2 separate regions of the Homo sapiens genome follow, and region 1 is linked to region 2. A link is a contact called in ENCODE Hi-C data. All regions are on one chromosome and are shown on one strand. Each heading gives the region's core, a stretch centred on a gene start or an enhancer-like site at or near the end of the contact. The rest is flanking DNA. Distances are from core to core; before and after follow the strand shown. Region 1 overlaps EXD3 (exonuclease 3'-5' domain containing 3). Region 2 holds the start of RNF224 (ring finger protein 224).

Region 1 (2,652 bases), core at 1-2,500, 130 kb before region 2:
CTCCTTCCTCCTTCCTCCATCCTCCTTCCTCCTTCCTCCTTCCTCCTTCCTCCATCCTCCTTCCTCCTTCCTCCTTCCTCCTTTCTCCTTCCTCCATCCTCCCTTCCTCCATCCTCCTTCCTCCTTCCTCCCTGCCTCAGGGCAGATGGTCGCCCGGCTCCCCGTGGCTGCGCTCTGGGCGTGGGGGGTGGGGCCCTGAAAGGTCGGCACCCCGCTGAGGACCAGCCAGCCCGTTAGCACCACTGGCTGCCGCACCCTGGGGGAAAAGGGCTCAGCCAGACTGTGGTGCCCTCCCCGGGGCCCCCTCAGGCTCTGGAGTGGAGTATGGAGGTGAGGCTGACGGAGGGTGTGGACGTGCGTGTGCCTCAGTCCCTGCCGCTCATGGGGCTTCAGTCACGGGACCCACAGTGAGCAGCCGGCTCTGTCCACGAGGGTTCCACGTGCCAGTGAGAGAAGGGCAGGGCACAAACGCAGATGCCAACGCCAAGAAGGAAACTCCCTGAGGAAAGACAGGGAGGCCCCAGAGGGAGGCCAGACGAAAGGGCCCGCCACACAAGTGCAAGGGAGACCCCGGGGCCGGCGGGACCCCCAGGCTGAGTGGGGTGGACCCCAGCAGAGGCCCAGGTGGTGAGGAGGGGGTGGGCTCCGGGGCAGAGGTGGAGGACGGTGAAGGGGCAGGCGCAGCCCCTCTGCCCGTCTCCAGCCCGCCCCAGAAGGAGGCCGTGGTGAGGCTGCCCTGAGCCCTCAGTGCTGAGCTGGCCTTTCCTTTCAGCGCTGTGTCCCAACGCGGCCATTCAGCAGCGCCTGGCGGCCCTGCGGCACCTGTGCCACAAGCGGTTTGTGGAGGTTCGTGAGCAGGAGGGGGTCCTGGGGGCAGCCAGCCGCGGCCTGAGCCACAGAGTTTGGCCTGGGATACTCACTGCGCACTGCAGGGTGCACAGACATATCAAGTAGGAGCTGCTTCTTGCCCCAGAGCTGGGTGAGCTGGGCCAGGCCTGGGTGAAGGGGAGGCCATGGGGCCCTGGCTCTGGGCTGTGGCACCAGGGCGGGTGAGCACCTGGGCTCTGCCAAGGATGTACCCTGCCAGGGGTCGAGGAAAACTCCCACCAGGCCCCGATACAGCCTCTGGAGCTGCCTGGCAACCGCCCCTTCCTGTTTGCCTTTGCAGAAGAGCCTGTCACAGGAGAACTGGACCGACCATGTGCAGGTGAGTTCGTGCCCTTGCCTGTAAGCCGGCAGGGCGGCCTGGGCGGCTGTCCTAGGGGCACAGGCCCGGAGCCTCCTGGTGGAAGTGCGCAGAGCTGAGGCCTTCGCTGGGGCTGCTGAGCCCAGACCCCATGTTGGGGCGTGTGGCTGGCAGGCGGGTGTAGGGTCCTCAGGCCCGGGAGGCCTGAGCGGGAGCCGAGGGCATCAGTAGAGCCTGACTGGGCCTCGTTCCAGGCAGACGGCAGCGTCCGTGCCACCCGAACCAACCCAGCGGAGCTGCCTGTGGGGCCGGGTGGGGGCTGAGAGTCACCAGAGAGGTGCAAGGCGCCTGGGCGAGGCCGGAAGGAGGAAGGCCAGGCCCCCCCAGCCCGGTGCCAGCGCAGAGCCGGCCGGAAGGGCAGCGGACGTCCTGAAGAATGCGGGCGGCTTCCACGTATTGTCGTCCACGTGGGAACCCACGCCGGGGAAGCAGCCTCAGGCTGCTGGGCCTGAAGCCAGCGGGGCAGGCGGACCCTCCTCGAGGCCGTGGGGTGGGAGGTCGTGCAGGAGCTCAGCCTGCTGGGCAGGTCCCCTCCCTTCCCGCCTGACACTCAAGGCCATCCTGGACCCATGGACTCCAGGACCTTGCGGGGAGGGAGACCCTCGCTTGTGCTGGGCCCTGCATTTCCCAGCGGGGGCTGAGGGTCCCGCAGGCCTGTAGGTGCCTCTGCTCCTGGGCTGGGCGCTGCCACGGTGGCTGCGGGGTGGGAGAGAGCTCACCCTGGTGAGGATGAGGTTTCTCAGGACCCCCTTGGTCATTGCCACCCAGAGGGCACCCCTCTGTCTGCTCCTGGGCCATGGGTGAATGGGTGCCCAATAGCCTCCTGAGCCCTGCCAGCCAAACCCCACATAATGAGGAGGAGGGGAAGGGGCAGAGGGGCTCCCCTGGCAAGAGGAGGAGCGTGGAGATGGGGCAGGCTGGGCAGGTGCTCCAGAAAACATGCCCGGGCTCCTGGGACCCGGGGTGGGGGCAGATGCCTGGTGAGAGCAGGAGGGCCGGCAGAGGCTTGGAGGCCGGGAAGGTCAGTGGAGGCTTGGAGGCCAGGAGGGCCAGTGGAGGCTTGGAGGCTGGAAAGGTCAGTGGAGGCTTGGAGGCCAGGAGGGCTGGTGGAGGCTTGGAGGCCAGGAAGGTCAGCAGAGGCTTGGAGGCCAGGAGGGCCGGTGGAGGCTTGGAGGCCGGGAAGGTCAGCGGAGGCTTGGAGGCCAGGAGGGGCCAGCTGGGGCTGAACTGAGGTGGGCAGCCTTCACCTCAGGCTTGGAGACCCGGAAGGCCAGCCGGGGCTACACTGGGGTGGACAGCCTTTGCCTCAGCACCTCTATCTCAGCCGCTTTGGTCCTGTGGAACCTTGACCTCAGGCAGGACAGATGCTGCAGGCCTCAGGTGGACGGCTGCCCCTCCTCCCCGAG
Region 2 (3,467 bases), core at 273-2,772:
GGGCTGGGGGAAGTGGGGCTGGGGTCCCAGGGCAGGGCACAGCCCAGCTGGCTGCCGAGTGATGGCGCTGCCTTTGAGGGAGGTGAGGGGCAGGGGTTCTAGTCTTGCCGGCTCCCGCTCAGCCTTGACCGCCAGGAAAGCAGCCAGGTCCAGGTCTAGCATGGCCACCCCTCCGCGAGGCGTGGGCGTGCTCTGACGGCACTGCGGACAGGGGATCCAGCGCTGCTCGGGCGCCGGTGTGTCCAGCCGCCGCACACACGCCTGGCAGAAGGTGTGTCCACAGTAGAGGCGGCGGGGCAGGTGCCCGGAGAGGTCATAGGCCGAGCAGCAGATGATGCAGTCTGTCCTCTCCTCCGGGGGCCCCCCTCCTCCGAGGCCTGGGGGCCCTCCGGCTGCAGCATCCTGCCAGAGGGAAGCCAGCGGTGGACAGCCTGCCTCGAGGACCTTCCGCCTGGATGGGGTGCTGGCCCCAGGAGCCCACCCCAGAGGTCAGGCGCTGGGTCTGTGGGGGTGGTGCGTGCAGACCTGGGAGGGAGCGTGGCACCGGGCACAGGCAGAACCAGGGTCTGCACACTTCTGGTTCATGTGGGCACCAGCCGGGCAGCCTCCTGTTCCCGCAGCACCACCCTGGCCCAGCTCCAGGCCCCCACCCTCCTGGCCGACCTGAGCCCAGGCCTCTTACCTGCATGGGCTCTGCTGGGCAGCTATGCACAGCCACGGGGTGGCCGGAGAAGGGAGTGGGGGACCCAGGGCGCCCTGCGGCTCCCTCCTGGGTTGCATTACTGGCCTTGCACGGGAGTCAGGAGAGAGGCAGGTGGCCAGCTGTGGCGGGCGTGGGCTCCCGTTTCAGCCACAAAGCCTTGAAACTAGATCTAACGGCACCACCCACTTGCAAGAGATAAGGTGCCCCCCGCCCCCTGCCCACCCCCTCCTGTCCAGACCCAGCCAGCTTCTGCTAACACCTTATCCAGGCTGGCCTTGGGGTCCATTTCCCCACTCTTAGGGCTTCTCAGCACGCTCACACCCTTCGCCACACTCAAAACCTCCCTCACCTCTCCCCTCCCCCACCCTCCCCCTCCCCCTCCCCTCCCCTTCCCTCCGCTCCCTCACTCTTACCCTCTCCTTCCCTTAACCTCCCCTCCATACTGGAATGTTTTCCTGCCTTGGCCTCTGCTCACATCTCCTCCTCTAGGAAGCCTGCCAGGGTTCCCTCCTGGCTCAGAGCCTTCTGCAGACTTTGCCACTGTGCTTGTCTGTGGATCTGTGTGGCTTCTCAGCCTCACCTTGATGCCGGCTGGACGGCAGAGGGCTGCACCAGTCCACATGGACTCCAGGTGGCGCACCAGCTCCGTGTCTGGGGATCCCCGCTCCCAGCTCGGGACCCCAGACAGTGCCAGACGCCTCCTTGGTGGGCAGCTCCTGGCTGCTCTGCCCGTCTGCAGCCTCCAGGCCACCCTGGGAGGCCCAGGTTCCGGGAGGTATGATCAGTGTGTCCACACCAGACTGCAGGCAGAGCAGAGTTGAGGGACCAAGAAGGGTTGGGACAGGTGGGCAGGACCCCAGAACCACTCACAGCCCCGCTGGGTGGAAGCAAATGGCCCCTCCTCACCCCTGCCCACCTTCTTGGCAGTCTGCCCCCAGGACTGGTCAGACAAGTTCTCGTGGCTGGCCTGGGTGTGGTCACCCTCTGGTGGGGGCCAGCAACGGGGCAAGGCGGGGAGCCTGGCACGCTAAGTCCTGGCACAGGGTCAGGGCAGTGACCCATCTGTCCCACGCCTGGAGACCTCTGCATGCCACGCGCCTGCCCTGCCCTGCTGTGGAGCTGGTCACCATGCGTCAGGGAAGGGCTGGCATGGCGTGAGGACCCGTCTGTCCTGCGTGGCCAGCTCGGCTGCCACCTCCTCGCCTTGTCTCTGCCCTGCCCGGAACACCAGGGCGCCCCAAGCTGGCCTCAATGCTCACTCCCTGCCTGGCATCCTGGCTTACAGTGGTGAGGCAGTACCTGCGCAGAGCAGCCTAGCGCCTGGTGCTCAGCCCCAGAGAGGCCCCCACCCTGCTCAGCAGACCAGGAGACGGCCCAGCACCCACGGCCCCAGCCTCCTCCTGCCTCATCCTCAAGGCCTGGTCCAGGCCACCTCCTCCCGGAAGCCCAGGCCCCGAGGCAGGACAGGAGGTGTGCAGGAATTAGATATTTCCTGGGAAACTAGAAAAACATCCCAGCTGAGGTTGGGAGGTGAATCACCAGTGGGCAGGGCGTGGTCCTGGCTGTCTGGGCTCTCCTGTCCCAACCTTCCACTCCCTGAAACCTGCAGCACCTGCTGCACCCACCACCCTCTTGTCGACACGCTCCTTCTCTTGGAGGCCTTTCCTGGGGTCCCCCCAGTTCCATGCGCTGTATCCTCCTGCTGTCCGACCCATGGACTGACCCCAGCTCACAGTCTCAGTCTCGGCCCCAGGGAGCGCAGGTCAGCTCAAATCCAGACCTGGCTCAGCTAGGGCTGTGGACACGCTGCAAGCCCTCGTGCAGTCTCTGGGCAGACCCGGGACTTGCAGGCCAGGGGAAAGTGTGGACGTCATGAGGCAGTGGCATCCCTGTCCTTGCAGTGTCCACAGTGACTGTGTGTGTGTGTTCTCGGGTCCACATAAAGGGGCAGATGCCCTGTGTCCAGCTACAACCCCCTCCCAAAGGAGCCTGCAGCAAAGAAGAATTGCTGGGAGGAAGATCACCCTGCTTTATTGCCTGGGCCTTAAGGTAATCAGGGGTGTCCCTCTCCAGCCAGGACCTGGGATTCCGTTTCAGGAGCTCGGGCTGAACGGCCACCTTCCTGGTGGGTCTGAGCCCCAGTGCCTGGTGTGAAGGGGCAGACGCCCATGACAACAGCCACCCCGCATGTCCCGGCATGTCCCGGCACTGTGTGAGCCACATTTGCTGAAGTCTGGGTCCTGGCCCTGGCAGGGTGGGCTGGGCTAGGAGATGACACAGCAGCAGCAGCTGTGGCAGCGGCAGAAGGGGGGGCAGTGGCAGCAGTGGCAGCAGGGGCAGCAGCAGCAGTGGTGGGCGATGTCATCCCCGCGCCCCGCGGGCGGAGGGCCAGCGTAGGTCAGTCCGGCCTGGCGCTGACTGCTGCTGTAGGGGTTGCCAGGCTGCTGCCAGGCCTGCTGGTTCTGGATGGGGGCAGCCCCCTGGTTACCCTTGGCGCCCTTGGGCCCTGGGACCTCGGTCGGCTGCAAGAGGTGGGTTGGCTCTGGGGCACAGGGCCCCACTGGCAGGGGCTGCATCTCCGAGGATGAGGAACAGGTGGAAGCCACCTCTAACTGCTGCCCCAGGTCAGGCCGCAGGTGAGCCCGGGGGATGCTGATGTGGGCATATGGGTTCTTGACGACCATCTCTTGGGGGTCCATGGTCCAGCCTGCAGGGGTGGGCAGAGAAGACAGACATGAACTCAGTGGAGTGGGATGGCTGCCCA

What was found. A loop is a pair of places that touch in the nucleus more often than their neighbours do.
Region 1: a map of vagina shows a loop between it and region 2 (5-fold over the local background). The contact joins the enhancer-like site here to the promoter of RNF224 in region 2. A Hi-C loop is called at or near these places in 1 of 168 maps with a recorded cell type or tissue (vagina).

What each region holds. Positions count from the first base shown.
Region 1 is chr9:137,352,894-137,355,545 of GRCh38, reverse strand. It overlaps EXD3 (exonuclease 3'-5' domain containing 3), which reads left to right. Exons shown (of 22, transcript NM_017820.5): 9 at 773-846; 10 at 1,169-1,207. Among named protein-coding and RNA genes, the nearest start is that of NRARP, 52 kb to the right of the region's middle. Within about 2 kb of position 1,250, at least 8 of the 41 ENCODE cell types and tissues checked have a DNase peak (open chromatin) inside an H3K27ac peak, as active enhancers do.
Region 2 is chr9:137,225,557-137,229,023 of GRCh38, reverse strand. It overlaps RNF224 (ring finger protein 224), which reads right to left and starts at 1,522. Exons shown (of 3, transcript NM_001190228.2): 1 at 1,163-1,522; 2 at 683-872; 3 at 1-402. The coding sequence starts at 688. CYSRT1 (cysteine rich tail 1) reads right to left here. Exons shown (of 2, transcript NM_199001.5): 2 at 2,709-3,410. The coding sequence starts at 3,402. The coding sequence ends at 2,968. RefSeq lists enhancers at 594-1,219, 1,414-1,563, 1,353-1,853 and silencers at 1,244-1,313, 1,133-1,427.